2 separate regions of the Homo sapiens genome follow, and region 2 is linked to region 1. Evidence: read pairs that join two places in POLR2A ChIA-PET (ENCODE). Cell type or tissue: OCI-LY7. All regions are shown on one strand. Links, peaks and the distances in the headings refer to the core of each region. The heading gives the core; the rest is flanking DNA.

Region 1 (8,368 bases), core at 302-8,301:
CTCCTGCCTCAGCCTCCCAAGTAGCTAGGGTTACAGGTGCCCACCAACCAAGCCTGGCTAATTTTTGTATTTTTAGTAGAGACGGGGTTTCACCATGTTGGCCAGGCTGGTCTTGAACCCCTGACCTCAAGTGATCTGTCTGCCTCAACCTCCCAAAGTGCTGGGATTATAGGCGTGAGCCACCATGGCCGGCCTTTTTTTTTTTTTTTCTTCAGACAGAGTCTCACTCTGTTGCCCAGGCTGGAGTGCAGTGGTGCAATTTGGCTCACTGCAACTTCCACCTCCTGGTTCAAGCAATTCTCCTGCCTTGGCCTCCTGAGTAGCTGGGACTACAGGTGCCCACCACCACACCCTGCTGATTTTTGTATTTTTAGTAGAGACAGGGTTTTGTCATGTTGGCCAGGCTGGTCTTGAACTCCTGACGTCAGGTGATCCACCCTCCTCAGGCTGCCAAAGTGCTGGGATTACAGGCGTGAGCCACTGCACCCGGCCCCTTCTGCTCTTTCCTGCATCTCAAAACATGCATATGCACAGAAAAACTGTCTCCTCTCCTTACCCCCTGCCTTGGATCCTTCACCCCATGTTTTCTGTTTTCTAAAATTCCTCAATTACATACCTGAATTTAAAACAATCCTCTTTAATATATGTGAACCTTTCCTTCCCGGAGGTCATGAAGCTGTTCCCAGTCATTTAATCCCAGCGATGTATTATTTATCTATTGCCATATAACAATTCACCCCAAACTTAGTGGCTTGAAACAATAAACATTTTATATTGCAGTTTCTGTGGGTCAGAAGACTAGAAGCAGTTTAGCTGAGTGGTTCTGGTTTGGGGTTTCTTGGGAGGCTGCAGACAAGATGTCAGCTGGGGTTGTAGTTATCTGAAGGCTTGCCTGGGGCTGGCAGATTTACTTCCAAGAGGGCTTGCTCACATAGTGCTGGTTATTAGCCGGAACCTTCAGAGCCTCCCTATGAGGGACTGCTTTACTGTTCTCATGATATGATGGCAGCCTTCCTCAGAGTAAGCAATCCAAGAGAGAACAAGGATCAGGCTGCAATGTTTTTGTGTGAGCTAGCCTCAGAAGCCATCCTCTGTCATTTCTGTAATATCCCATTGGTCACATAGGTCAGTCCTATTCAATGAGAAAGGGTATGAACACCAGGAGGTGGTGGGAGACTGGGCCAAGGGAAAGCTAATATTGAGGGGAGAAAAGAAGAGACAGGCTAAGCGTGGTGGCTCATGCCTGTAATCCCAGCACTTTGGGAGGCTGAGGCAAAAGAGTCACTTCAGTCTAGGAGTTCGAGACCAGCCTGGGCAACATGGTAACAACCCATCTCTACAGAAAATTTTAAAAATTAATTTTAAAAAGGTGAGGAGGCTGGGTGCGGTGGCTCACGCCTGTAATCCCAGCACTTTGGGAGGCCAAGGCAGGCAGATCACGGGAGCTCAAGAATTCAAGACCAGCCTGGCCAACATGGTGAAACCCAGTCTCTACTAAAAATATAAAAATTAGCCAGGAGTGGTAGTGTGCACCCATAATCCTAGCTACTCAGGAGGCTGAGGCAGAAGAATCGCTTGAACCTGGGAGGCGGAGGTTGCAGTGCGCTGACTGTGCTCCAGCCTGGGCAACTGAGCGAGACTCCATCTAAAAAAAAAAAGAGGAAACAAAGGAGGTATGTAATATTGGAGCCAGGATCATTTTAAGGAAAACTCAAGCACTAATTTGAGTCCCAGAGCTGGGAATAGAGATGAAGTTCTTGAGACCTGGTTGTCCTTGACACGTGTTGCAGAAGAGGAGGGAAAACAGAAGTGAGAATGACAGACCCATTTTTCCTCTTTCAATGTTATTTTTGCACTAACAGAAGGAGACAAGCTGCCCTTGCCCTTAAAAGGTCATTTTCAATCTCTTGGCCAGACTAGAAGGAGAATATTTCTCCTGAATAATTAATTGGTTTTAAGAAGATGGAAAGATATTTTTAGCTTCTAAGAAGAAATCAGGGTCGCTTGAATGATATCTTTATTCAACAAGGACACAGTCTTTCAGGAAGTTTACTTGTGCCAATGTAATTAGTAGTTGCTTTACAGGACAATGCTGTGCAGGTTTCACGCTGTGATGAAAGGAGATGATTTTCCAGTTACTGTTAATTGAAAATTGAAGCAAAGTGAACTTTGCAATCAAAACAGGAAGGGAAAACCAGACTGCAATAAGACAATAACCTTAGAGCTTTGTTCTTTCACAACACACAGAGAAGAAGCAAAGGGTTTTTTAAACTACTTTCATCTGGGCCAAATTTCTTGGAAGAATGCCCTCTGCCTGCCATCTACTTCCCTCTGGCTTGGCTTTTGCCCCAACCACCACTTCACTGAACCTGCTTTCATTATGGCCAACAAGGACTCCATGTTGCCTAACCCACTGGACATTTTTCTGTTTTGTGTTTTCTGATCTCTAAGCAACATTGACTCAATTGACCACTCACTGTTTCTGAAAATACTTTCCTTCTAGTTTCAGGGATGCCATTTTCTCCTTGTTTGTCATCTCCCTGGCCATCTATTTAAGGTCTTCCTCCATTATCCAACCTCTAAATGTTAAGGATCCTGGTCAGGCACAGTGGCTCATGCATGTAATCTCAGAACTTTGGGAGGTTGAGGTGGGAAAATCACTTGAAGACAGGAGTTCAAGACCAGACTGGCCAGTATAGTGAGACCCCCATCTCAACTTTTATTTATTTATTTATTTTTTTGAGAGGGAGTTTCACTCTGTCACCCAGGCTAGAGTGCAGTGGCATGATCTCAGCTCACTGCAACCTCCGCCTCCCGGTTTCAAGAGATTCTCCTGCCTCAGCCTCCTGAGCAGCTGGGATTACAGGTGCCTGCCACCGTGGCTGGCTAATTTTTGCATTTTAATAAAGACGAAGTTTCACCATGTTGACTAGCCTGGTCTCCAACCCCTGACCTCAAGTGATCTGTCTGCCTTAGCCTCCCAAAGTGCTGGGATTACAGGTGTGAACCACCGCGCATGGCTCCCATCTCTACTTTTTAATAAAAAGAGAATAATAATAATAAAGCTGAGAATCTTAATCATTGCGTGTCTTCTCTTTTTCTTTTCTTTTTTTTTGAGGTGGAGTCAGGCTGGAGTGCAATGGCAGGGTCTCGGCTCACTGCAACCTCCGCACTATCCTGCCTCCCAAGTAGCTGGGATTACAGGCATGTGCCACTACTCCCCGCTAGTTTTGGTATTTTTAGTAGAGATGGGGTTTCACCACATTGGCCAGGCTGGTCTCGGAATCCTGACTTCAGGTGATCCACTCGCCTTGGTCTCCCAAAATACTGGGATTACAGGCGTGAGCCGCCACACCCAGCCACATCTCTGCTCTTTCTGTGCTTTCTGTCATATAAGTACTGCACTTTAAGCAATTGCACTACTGGAGCTCCTCTGTTCTCTTTCTGAATGATTTTATCCAATCCCATGGCTTTAATGCCATCTTGATACCAGCATTATCAACATTTATATCTCCAGCCCTGATCTCTTCCTGGAACTTCAGACTGTTATAATTCACCTGCCTTCTTAATATTCCAACCAGGAAATTCATAGACAGCACAATGTATCGCCTTGGTTCCTCCCTTCCCAAACCTGTTCTCCCACAGTAGGCCTTACTTGTCTTGTAGGTAGCACCACCTCCTATTTAACCACACTAGTAGGAAATTTCATTATATCTGGATTCATTTTTTCTCCCCACTCTCTACATCCAATTCATCACAAGTCTTGTTCATTCTGTATCCAAAGCCATTTCAAACTTGTCCACCTCCATTACCACCCCACCTCCTTACCCTCTCCATTACCACCCCATCTCCTTGCCCTATCCAACCCATTCTCTACCCAGAAAATAGGTCTATCTTAAAAAATAAAAATCAGATCACTCACAGTCTATGCAACATCCTTCATTGGATTCCCACTACACTTAGAACTAAATATAAACTTAGGCCTGGCACAGTGGCTTACACCTGTAATCCCAGCACTCTGGGAGGCCAAGGCAGGCCAATCACCTGAGGTCAGGAGTTGGAGACCAGCCTGGCCAACATGGCGAAACCTGTCTCTACTAAAAATACAAAAATTAGCCAGGCATAGTGGCAGGCACCTGTAATCCCAGCTACTTGGGAGGCTGAGGCAGGAGAATCACTTGAACCCAGGAGGCAGAGGTTGGGGTGAGTTGAGATCGCGCCACTGCACTCCAGCCTGGATGACAGAGCAAGACTCCATCTCAAAATAAATAAATAAATAAAAATAAACTTGTAGTGTCCTCTAAACTGCTACAGGACCTGGCTTCTACCCATCCTCCCAAGTGCAAGCTCATTTCATGCCACTCTGTCTTTGGCACACAATGCCAGTCCTGTCCAGCCTAGAGGTCTTTGCTATACTGTTCCTTCATCCTAGAAGCTCTTCCCCTACTCTTCCCATGCTAGCTTTGTCTCTTCCTCTGGGCCTTAGCTTAATTATTGTCCACTAAAGCAGACTTTCTGACCATCCTATCTGAAGTAAGCTTCTTTGTTTCCTTTATTCTCTTTTTAGCTCCTTCTTCCCCTCAGTCCTCACAGTTATTCCCACAGTCATAATGCCAACCCAATTTTTCCACAAATGAGGAAACAGAAAGACTTTTTAGGAACTTGTTAGATTTTAGACAAATCAAACACCACATAAACAACAAACTGCTTCTCTCCTAACTGGGCATCCTGCTGGATATGACCAGTCATACCCAATTCCACCCATATCTAAAAATTGAAAGGCTAACTGAGCATGGGGGTACACACCTATAGTCCCAGCTACTTGGGAGGCTGAGGTGGGAGGATCACTTGAACCTGGGAAGTTGAGGCTGCAGTGAGCCAAGATTGTGCCACTGCACTCCAGCCTGTGTGACAGAGTGAGACTCTGTCTCAAAAAAACCCAACTAGTTTTTAAAAAGTAAATACTGATAAGGTGAATCGGCATCTCAAACCCAAAATGAGGATACTCTTGAGACCCCCTTCAGTGGAAAGTGTGTAATGACCCAGATCCTGTTTTGCTGCAATCTTGGCCCTACATGACACAGCGGCATTCAACCGAACACGTAAAGACGAGAATAACTTTCTCACGAGTCTCATTTCCTGTGTTTTATATTAGAGCTCATTGTTGTTCTCTTTTTATTCCTCCTCTAAGACCAAAGTCCCATGAGATGGACCTTGGTAGAGTGAAAAAGGGTTTGAACTCAACTCAAATGCTATATGAGTGCATGCATGAAACTCCAGAATGGGCTCCAGCACTTTCAAATTTTTTTTCATTGACACTATCCACATGTAGAAAACATACCCTGTAAAGTACAACTTCTCCCTTTTGTTTCTAAGGTGAAAACTTAGGTCATATGCACGGAGCTGACAACAGATCACCCAATAATTATGTGATTGAAGTTGTCACTTATTTGGGTAAAACCTACTCAGGAATTTGAATTCTCTTCTAACAACTTGAACAGCTTCTCTTCTGTTTTGTTAATAAATCACTAAGTATGGCATACAAATCACCAGCAAGTTTTCGGAGAATTAAACTTACTGAAGCTCCTGCTTTCCAGCATTTTTATTTTATTTTATTTTATTTTTTGAGACGAAGTCTCGCTCTGTCGCGCAGGCTGGAGTTCAGTGGCACAATCTCGGCTCACTGCAACCTCTGCCTCCCAGGTTCAAGCAAGTCTCCTGACTCAGCCTCCCTAGTAGCTGGGATTACAGGCACGTGCCACTATGCCCAGCTAATTTTTTTTTTTTTTTTTTTGAAACGGAGTTTCGCTCTTGTTGCCCAGGCTGGAGTGCAATGGCATGATCTCAGCTCACTGCAACCTCCACTTCTTGGGTTCAAGCGATTCTCCTGCTTAGCCTCCCGAGTAGCTGGGAGGCTGAGGCAGGAGAATCGCTTGAGCCCGGGATGAGGAGGTTGCAGTGAGCCGACATGGCGCCACTGCACTCCAGCCCCAGCCTGGGCAACAAGAGTGAAACTCCATCTCAAAAAAAAAAAAAAAGAAAAAGAAAAAGAAAGTGAGTCACTTGATACCACAAAGAATATAGGCTCCTTTGTGAGCTAAAATTTCTAGATCTATAACTCAACAAAGGTGATTTATGACTTTTATAAATGTTGGAGGCCGGGCACAGTGCCTGACACTTGTAATCCAGCAAGTTGGGAAGGCAAGGTGGGCAGATTGCTTGAGCCCAGAAGTTTGAGATCAGCCTGGGCAACATGATGAAACCCCATCTCTACAAAAATAGAAAAATTAGCCAGGTGTGGTGGCATGCACCTGTAGTCCCAGCTACTCAAGACGCAGAGGTGGGGGGATCACCTAAGCCCAGGAAGTCGAGCGAACCGTGATTATGCAACTGCACTCCAGACTGGGTGACAGACTGAGACCCTGTCTCAAAAAAATAATAAAGTTAAATTAAAAATTAAGTGCAGCTGGGTGCGACGGCACACACCTGTAATCCCAGCATGTCCAGAGGCTGATGTGGGTGGATCACAAGGTCAGGAGTTCAAGACCAGCCTGGCCAAGATGGTGAAACCCCATCTCTACTAAAAATACAAAAATTAGCTGGGCATGGTGGTGGGCACCTGTAGTCCCAGCCACTCGGGAGGCTGAGGCACGAGAATGGCGTGAACCCGGGAGGTGGAGCTTGTAGTGAGCAGAGATCATGCCACTGCACTCCAGCCTGGGCGACAGAGCGAGACTCCATCTCAAAAAAAAAGAAAAGTGAGTCACTAGATACCATAAAGGGCAAAATTCCCAGGCTCATCTGTCCCTGAGGAAACGTTGAGGAGGAAATGTGGTTAGTTGTTTGTTTATATTTGTTTCTATAAGGAAGAAAGCTTGAGGTAGAGCTGAAATGCTTTTGCATTTTCTCATGCCACTTTAATACAGTCTCTATTCAGGACTCAGTGAAAACTTTTAAAAGAATATCAAGAGAAATATTTTTGTTGCTGTCGTTGTTTTAACCATAAGAATCATGACTGGGCTAAGAGATTTCCCTAAACTGTCCAAGCATGCTGTAGCTGCTAAGGCCATTTTCTTGGCTGCTTCTATTTTTCTTTTTTTTATGACCTATATTGCCTCCAGATTGGCTGCTTCTAAAGGGGTTGTTCGTACTGGGCTCTGAACTGAGTTACCCAGTTTAACTTCTATGTAGAAAATTACACCAGCTCTGGCCAGGTGCAGTGGCTCATGCTGTAATCCCAGCACTTTGGGAGACCAAGGCGGGTGGATCACCTGAGGTCAAGAGTTTGAGACCATCCTGGCCAACATGGTGAAACCCCGTCTCTACTAAAAATACAAAAAATTAGCCGGGTGTGGTGGCGGGTGCCTGTAGTCCCAGCTACTTGGGAGGCTGAGGCAGGAGAATTGCTTGAACCCGGCCGGGATGAGGAGATTTCAGTGTGCCGACATGGCGCCACTGCACTCCAGCCTGGGCAACAAGAGCGAAACTCCATCTCAAAAAAAAAAAAAGAAAAAAAACGACATCAGCTCTATCTCGAATTCAGTGTCTGGTGAAATTCTGAAAGAACTTAAGAAATGCTATGAGACAGGAGACACAAGACGCAACTCTGTCTTCATTGCTCAACAAATGCTAACAGGGTGTGTGCTTCTGTTCTCAATGAGTCAGACAGATTGGCCAGCTCTGAGCTCTGTTTAATTTGGTCCCACAGGCATGGGCCTCCTTCAAACACTGTCACTTCCAGAAAGTAAAGCAAGACACAAAACAAAACAAAATATCTCAGAGCTGGAAGAGACCTGAGGGATCACCTCCTCCAACATTCTCACTTAAAAAAGAAAAAAATCTAGGCTGGATGCAGTGGCTCATGTCTGTAATCCCAGCACTTTGGGAGGCCGAGGTGGGCAGATGACTTGAGGCCAGGAGTTTGAGGCCAGCCTGGCCAACATGGTGAAAGCCCATCTCAACCAAAAATATAAAAAGTAGCCGGGTGTGGTGGCGTGCGCCTGTAATTCCAGGTACTCGGGAGGCTGAGGCACGATAACTGCTTGAACCCAGGAGGCAGAAGTTGCAGCGAGCTGAGATGGCACCTCTGCACTCCAACCTGGGCAACAAAGTAAGTTCTTGTCTAAAAACAAAAACAAACAAAAACCTATCACTTCTATTATTACTATTATTATTATTATTATTATTATTATTATTATTATTTTCTTTGAGATGGAGTCTTGTTCTGTCACCCAAGCTGGAGTGCAGTGGTGCTATCTCAGCTCACTGTAACCTCCACCTCCCGGGTTCGAGCAATTTTCCTACCTCAGCCTCCCAAGCAGCTGGGACTACAGGCACGCACCACCACGCCCAGCTAATTTTTGTATTT
Region 2 (8,368 bases), core at 83-8,082, 50 kb before region 1:
GAAAATAATTATCTATCGCAGGTGACTGATTGTCTTGTTAAAGGAAGGACTTAAAACTCAAGGGAGATCGAGGTCAAAATAAGATAGTTTGTAATGAATCTAATTATGAGTGAATGTTAGCAGCTATGAAAGTTAGAAACATAGATATGTGCTGAAAAATAAAGATGTATTTCTACAAAAATGAAGGAAAAATTTCAAAGGATACAATGAAAAACTGGCTAACATTTGACTATGAGGAAACATCCCTAATTCTACCCACAAGCAAAGAGGGGTGGATACAGAAAAAAAAAAGTTGAAATTACATGTTAATTCAGAAAGTATCTTTGGTGAAGATGTGACATCAGTGGACTACCTGCAGATTCATACCAATGTTTTCATTCCAGGAATACTCACTACTTTTGTGTGCTATGTTCAAATAAGATACTATTTTGTTTTGTCATCTGTGAAATTATTTTAAAATGTAACACATTAACACCTTATCTTAATTCACAAAGAGAACACGTCATTGTGAAAAACTGAGAAAAACGATTTCAGGACTCTTCTAAACTAAAAGGAATATGCCAGAAAAAGCAGTGCATGGAAGAAAAATGAATGGTAAAATTTCATTTACTCAATAAAATTTTGCAATGAAAGGATCTAAAAATCTGTAGTTCAAACCTTTTGTTTTATAGATGAGGAGGCTAAAGCCTAAAGGTCAACTGGCTTGTCCATAATCGCAAAACTTTTAGCTTTGGTTCCAAAACTGCCTGGGTAGATTACCTCCTAAAACTTTCAACACAGTAAAATTAACCTTTCTCCCATTTCAGCTTTTTAATGCTTTCATTATTTGTTTTCCTATCATTCTTTATATTCGTAACATTATGTATTCCAATAATTTACATCATTTCACAATTTAAGATGCCTTGCACATTACTTCTATTATTTGACAATGTACAACTAGACAAAGTTTCATAATACTTCTATTAAAAATGTTTTATTTAAAAAGCGCCACCAACTTTTTTAAAGTGTCACATTAAGCTGGCATGTGGAGAAAAAAACTGTAGCCATATGCATGGGATTTTATGTAGCTATTTACTCGATTCCATGAAAAACATACTTACCATGGCAGCCCCTGCATCACACGGTACATGTGTACACGATACAGAGCACCTACTTAAAGAAACACACTCACCAACACATACTGTAAACTTTTGCAAGTATTACAAGGAGAAAAACTTGTTTTTACTGTTAAGCAGACTTCTTGCCAATTTTTTCAAAAGGTATTTTGGACTGATCTGCTGCTTTTGGTAACATTTTCAATGAAGAGGATAAATACTTAGGTTGGCTTAATTTGACCTGTGTTGACAATAGTCTTACTTTAGAAAACTATGCCCAAAGAACTCATTATCATCTTTCTCATCCAAACTCCCCTAAGTAAAATTTAGTTGGTTTCACATATTACAAAGCTAAATTTCATATACCAGGATCCTCAGGTAAACTTTCCATATCTATGACCTATGTATCTACACACAATTGCTTAAGTTATACTAAAGAACTTTACCATGATGCATAACCCCATGCCAAATAAATGAGATGCCCTTTTCTTAAGTTAAAGTGAAACTATTGTCAAGAAAAGCCAACACAATGATCAACCACAATGTAATTTAAGTTCAATTACTGTGTATTCACAAAATATTCTTGGAACAAGAAACGTAATAGGTGCAAAAGACAGCTAAAGTGGGTTTGTCATTTTTTGTCATTTTGTCTCTTTTCTTTGTATAATGGTGGCTAAGAGCACGAGGTAACAGTGGCTGCTTGCATTTTTCACACGTAACAAAAACACTTAATGACTCCCAAAGGAAATACATTTTTTAACAAGAGCTAATCCATGATTTGTATCCTAGACCCCTGCCTAAACCCTTGTTCATATGCAGCCCAAGGGTGTCAAATGTAAAAGTCTGAAGGAAAAGAATCCTTTCAGCAAATAAGTATCTTTAGAATAAAAGGAAAATGATTAACTTTTTTTCTTTTCTGAATATGAAAACAATCCCAAAATAATGAATTGTGAACAGGCAAATTTAGAATAGATATGCCAAAGGCCTCCAGAAAAGATAGGGGTCTTATCAATAACATCTTTGAAAAAATCTAAAAGGAATCAATTAAATTTTGATCAGAGTTAACACAGCCACTAAGAGATGGCTGCTGTGAAATAATTTTTTTAATTACTCACTTAAAACAGGCTATATACTTCTCTAAATGTATTTACATCACATAAGGATTAAAAAACAAAACCAAAAGTAAAAGCTCTGCAAGTGGTTCCTAACTAGTTTACAAAAGTTACCGAAAATGCACACTTACAGAGAACACATTAAAACCAATTTCATAAGAATACTGCAGAACATACTTACTATGTCTTTTTAAAATTCCATGGCAGACATCATCTGCCTCTGAAGTGGCTACTTCCTTGGTTTTGGTAAATTTTATTAATCAAGAGTTCTATTCCTTATTTGACCAAAGCAAATGCATTTTACTTTGAACGTGTTCAAACTTAAGTGAGTTGCTTTTGAAGGAAGTGCTAAAGGAATTGGAAACTAGATAAAGAAAACATACCTTTGGTTCTAAAAAGTACCCTTTGAAGTAGCGATACTGAACTGATACTCCTCTACTGAGTACAATGGTTGCTTTCCATAGCATGCTGTGAAGAAAGAAAATTAAAAGCAGCAGCATCAATATCAAACTACAGTGCATAAAGACTTCTTAATTCACAAAACTCCTCAAATAAAACGTATGACCAATATCACTTATTTATTCCTACACAAAATTTTACAGGCCTACTCTGTAGCAGGCAATGGGAACACAGGGGTATATACTGCAGAAAGAGCCTTATCTTCAAAGAGCTTCCTTTGCTGTGTGGGTAGACAGAAAAATAACCAAAGAAGATAGACAGAACGAAGTTCTGGAGGAGGCTTTTAAAAGGAAGGAAGGTTTTAATGAGGAAGCGCTGTCTGAGCTCAGGTCTAAATGATGAGAAGGAACCAGCCATATAAAGAGCCAGGATAAGTTTCCAAACAGAAAATTCAAGTTGTACAAAAGTGGAAGCCAGAGTCAGAATCTTCTGTGACTTCCCACTTAGCGAGGGATGTTACATGGCTGATAAGAGACTTTGGGTCGCAGCTTTTGTGTCACAAATGAGAGATAAACATGAGTTACACTCCTATTCTTGACTATCCGTTATTCTAAGCTGTCCTACCCAGGCTCTGGCTATTCCTCAGACAAGCAGTCAGAACCTGTATCTTGTTTCAGGCCAATGTCTTTCTCTGAACTATGTTATTCTAACAGAAACTAAAGATTTGACTCAACAGCTGCCTTAAGGTCAAGAATTCACTACAATTCATTACTGTAACTGAGTTTTAGCTTCAAATAATAAACTAGTGCTATCCACAGCATGGTCCCAGACCATCATTAGTAGCTGGGAGCTTCTTAGAAATGCAAATTCTCAGGCCCTACCCAGACTTATTGAATTAGGAACTCTGGGGGTGGGGGCCCAGTAACCTGTATTTTAACAAGCCTCCAGGTAACTTTTTTTTTTTTGAGACGGAGTCTTGCTCTGTCACCCAGAGTGAAGTGCAGTGGCGCGATCTCAGCTCACTGCAAGCTCCGCCTCCCGGGTTCATGCTATTCTCCCACCTCAGCGTCCCCAGTAGCTGGGACTACAGGCACCCGCCACCACGCCTGGCTAACTTTGTTTTTTTATTTTTAGTAGAGACGGGTTTCACCGCATTAGCCAGGATGGTTTCGATCTCCTGACCTCATGATCCAACCGCCTCGGCCTCCCAAAGTGCTGGGATTACAGGCATGAGCCACCAGGCCCGGCCGCCTCCAGGTAACTTTTATAAACACTTTGAGAACCCCTGTCATAGACCATTAACCAAACGTTAATTCAGCATGAGTAGTTTAGCCCTACCTGGCTCTGCTAAGACAGGTTTTAGGGCATTGTCCTTACTCTGATACAAGCTTAGCTCCTAAAATAAATACAGATATAGCTCATTGTATTGCACTTTATTATACTTCACAGATACTGTGTTTTTTACAAATTGAAGGTCTGTGGCAAACTTGAGTCGAGCAAGTCTATCAGTGCCATTTTCCCAACAACATGTGCTTACTTCGTGTCTATGTCACAGTTTGGCAAATCTCATAATGTTTCAAACTTTTTTGTTATTATTATATCTGTTATGGTGATTGCATGCTACAGAAAAATCTTTCATGAAAGGAACAGTTAATCAATGTAGTAAACTTCACTGTCTTATTTTAAGAAATTGACACTGTCCTTCAACCTTCAGCAACCACGACTCTGATCAGTTAGCAGCCATCAACATTGAGACAAAACTCTCCACCAGCAAAAAGATTGCAATTCACTAAAGGCTCAAATGATTGTATCATTTTTTAGCAATAAAGTATTTTTTAATTAAGGTATGTACATTTTTAAAAATCACTGCTTTAAACAAACCAACATGGAACATGTATATATATGTAACAAACCTGCACGTTCTGCACATGTACCCTAGAACTTAAAGTATAATAATAAAAAATAAATAAATAATAAATAAGTAAAAATCACTGCTTTAAAGCAAGAATAGCAAATGCTGCCAGGCGTGGTGGCTCACGCCTGTAATCCCAACTCTTTGGGAGGCTGAGGTGGGCGGATCATGAGGTCAGGAGTTCAAGACCAGCCTGACCAACATTATGAAACCACATTTCTACAAAAAATATAAAAATTAGCCAGGCGAGATGGCACAAGCCTGTAATCCCAGCTACTCAGGAGGCTGAGGCAGGCGAATCACTTGAACCTGGGAGGCTGAGGTTGCAGTGAGCCCAGATCGCGCCACTGTACTCCAGCCTGGGTGACAGAGTGAGATTCCATCTCAAAACAAAAACAAAAACAAAAACAAAAAAAGAATAGCAAATGCTTGACACATGTTCCCTATTTTTCCCCAATAAGCCTCAGAATCCTTTTCAACAGAGGTTTCCAGGTGGACTCTTCCAATTAAGAATAGAAAGTTGCCATTTCTGCTACCCCAAAAAGAAAAAAAGGGGGGGGGACAAATTCCCAGTACTACCTCATCTCCAAAACAGCCAGTTGGAGCATGTGAAACTAGCCCCACTAGTGCAGAGTAGAATTACTAATAAGCTGTGAAAAACGTGCTGCCGCCTCTCCCTCAGCCATTATTTCTCAATCTCCAGGAGCAGGATCTAGGTATGTGTATTTTTTTTCAAGTCCTCCCAAGTGATTCTAATGCGATCCCTGGTAAAGAACCACTAAATGAAAACAAGAGATGAAGAAGGCAAAGCAGTGAGTCTTTTTACTCCACTTGTCTAAGCAAATGTGGCAAATTTAAGAATGAACCAGAACCCAGGCATAGTGGCTTATACCCAGCACGCTGGGAGGCTGAGGCGGGAGGGCAGCTTGAGCCAGGAGTTCACAAACAGCCTAGGTCTCAACACAGTGAAACCTCATCTCTATAAAAAAATTTTAATGAGCTGGGCATGATGGTGTACACCTAGCTACTCGAGAGGCTGAGGCAGGAAGATCACCGGAGCCCAGGAGTTTGAGGTTAGAGTGAACCGAAATCGTGTCATCGCACTCCAGCCTGTGTGACAGAATGAGACCCTGTCTAAAAAATTTTAAAAAAAGAATCAGAACTATTTGGTGAACTAAAGACAAAATAATCTGATGAAATTAAATCAAAACCAGGAAAGACGGGTAGTCATATGGTGGTTTAGTGCAGCTGCCTAATTCTGAATTGCCCTTATATCCTTTCCCAAAATACCATAAAATCTACAAGGAGGGCAAATGAAACCACAAGTGACCCACATCTTCAGCAGTATTAGGAAACAATACCATGACCTTCAAGTTTTCTCTAAGCAGAAAAAAATTCCAGGAGAGCTCTAGCTGCCATGAGCCTGTGGGTAGGGAGAGCTGGTAAGAGAAAGCTTAAGACGCTCCCTGAAAGACAGGGGCACAGCAGACTTAGATGCAGAGCACATTAAAATTCCAAAGAAACACAATTTTAAAACTCACGAATATTGTCTAAAGGCACATGGATTCCTGTGTATCTACTCCCTTCTCCCTGTGAAACACTGTTTATCTGCTACCTGTGAATCAATTCTATTTCATTGTACATGCACAACATATGAACAACTGGTCCTCTTAAAATTGTTAAGTGTCTTATCCTGTTCACATCTTTTTGACCAAGTTGGCTGAAACTGACTTAGGACAGGCAGGGGTGTGTTTTAGAGACAAGTTCAGAAAGATATGAGGTTTCACTTCAGACCAGAGTGGCTGATCTGAAAATCGAAGAAAAAATAGCCACTTGAAGGAAATACTAGTCTGTGAAAGACTAGTAAAGAATATATACTATTAAAGTAATACTATTTACCAACAGAACTCTTATAAGGAGAGCTGAGAATTGGCTGAGAAAATATGTCATACTAGTGACAAACTAGAAAAAAGGGAGTTCTGTGTTTTTTAATTTTCTTTCTCCTAGCTTACATTACTGTTATTTTTTTACTTTCCTTTGTTATTTTCCGTTGCTTTACCACCAGTGCTCCTCAAACTATTTGCTGTGAATGACCAGCATTTTTTGTTTGCTTTACTCAACCTGTCTGGTGACCAATATTCTGATCTACATACCCAGTTCAATGAGATGTGTCCACAGTGACATGCATGGAGTCAAACTGCTATACACATTTCTAAATGCTTGCTCTCAGTTTTTGTATTTCTCACATCATGGATTGATTTTTTTAAAAGTCTTTTGGACTGGTACTGGTGCACAGGCCACATTTTAAGACATGCTGCTCTACAGGAAAATAGAGCCTTAGCAATCACCTAATCGGGCACTGGATATACTTGTATGCTATTTAGGAAAACCTATAACACTTCCAACTATCCACAGTGGGGTAAGTGCCACCTCTGCTGACATCCACTCATCTATGCTAACCCCTTTTTATCATGCAGATGAGGTAACTGAGGCCTACAGACATCAGCCGCCCAAGTTCACACTTAACTGCAGAAGAGTGGCTGACACCCAGATTTACCTTTCTCCATCCACTGTGCCCATACTAAGTTTACTGATGGATTCAATGCCACTAGTGAATACATTTCTTCATATTAGCTAAGCTATCTAAGTATGTGTTCCACTCTCTGCTCCTTTTAACACCACATACTTCAAGGAAATACTTTTATAGGCAAATACAAAAATTAGATCTCTTATCAAGAATATGTACTTACCATTAAAAAAAGAAATCAGAAAAAATTAAAAAGAAGAAAATAATATATAGTGACCAGACAAATGTTAATGCCTTAAAATGTTTCTTCAAATAAGAAAGCAAGGTGGGAGGATCTCAAGTCCAGGAATTTGAGATCAGCCTGGGCAACATAACCAGACACCACCTTTGTGCCAAAAAAAACCCCAAAAAACAAACAAACAAAAAAGTAATGCCATCTCCACACCAAAAACAAAAAACAAAAAAACAACCACAATTAACAAGGCATGGTCATGGGTGCCTATAGTCACAGCTACTCAGGAGGCTGAGGCGCAAGGATCGCTTCAGCCCAGGAGTTCAAGGCTGCATTGAGCTAGGATCACACCACTGTACTCCAGCCTGGGTAACAGAGTGAGACCCTGTCTAACTAATTATGGTGGTAAGTACCTAAAGAACCAGTCAAGAATTAAAAGTATATTCAATTATCCTGAGTTGTAAAAATAAAAAATACATCTAAAAAAAAAAAAAGAAATGAAAGTGGTTGAGAGGCAGGGATTAACAGTAAGAGAGGAACCTGTTTTTCCCACACAAATTTTGTAAAATTATTTCACTCATAAAACTATGCAACGTGATAATGTTGATAAAAATTATAACTAAAAGAAAAAATACCAAGATATCTTAAAAGCCCCTAACATCATAAGGTTAATGTCACAGTTATTCTGTAACCTCACATTTCCATACTCACCTTTCACCTGTGTCATTCTCTGGAAGAAGAGCCACAGCATTTTGAGGATTCCAGTTTCCCAAAGCATCACAGCTTCCACATATCGCAAAAACTTCTCCTAAAGAAACAGAACAATCAGTCACAGAGAAACAGAACAATCAGTCACAGTGGGATAAGCAGGGAAGTTTGCATTAGTTCAACCAGATATGCTGCCCCCTTTAGCAGAGATGAAAGAGCCTCACTAGATATAGGTTTGGGCCCAGGTACCTACCACTCACTAACACCTGCCAATTAACTCGACTCACCTTTCTAGAACCAAAGCCAGAGAAAAGGGGGAAGGCATACGGATGAAGTTTTCTTCATCTGTTCAACTACTCATTGAGCCAGTAACAAGAACCCAAG

Evidence for each region. Peaks named below come from ENCODE experiments on the same cell type or tissue, not always from the same donor. Only the 100,000 strongest peaks of a DNase experiment are listed, where the experiment ranks them.
Region 2: POLR2A ChIA-PET joins it to region 1 with 76 read pairs; 17 of 35 experiments call an interaction of 5 or more read pairs at or near these places.

Annotation. Positions count from the first base shown.
Region 1 is chr20:5,640,511-5,648,878 of GRCh38, forward strand. No RefSeq gene overlaps it. Among named protein-coding and RNA genes, the nearest start is that of GPCPD1, 34 kb to the left of the region's middle. RefSeq lists enhancers at 6,433-6,482, 7,003-7,142. In OCI-LY7, for the core only: a CTCF peak has its summit at 4,975; DNase peaks (open chromatin) are centred at 5,111, 6,351, 7,101, 7,638 and 2 weaker places; H3K4me3 peaks cover 2,620 bases; H3K27ac peaks cover 7,093 bases.
Region 2 is chr20:5,590,738-5,599,105 of GRCh38, forward strand. It overlaps GPCPD1 (glycerophosphocholine phosphodiesterase 1), which reads right to left. Exons shown (of 20, transcript NM_019593.5): 3 at 7,988-8,084; 4 at 2,590-2,674. Among named protein-coding and RNA genes, the nearest start is that of GPCPD1, 16 kb to the right of the region's middle. RefSeq lists a silencer at 2,486-2,780. In OCI-LY7, for the core only: no CTCF peak of the experiment used is centred there; DNase peaks (open chromatin) are centred at 2,624, 2,982, 3,614 and 6,254; H3K4me3 peaks cover 6,235 bases; H3K27ac peaks cover 8,000 bases.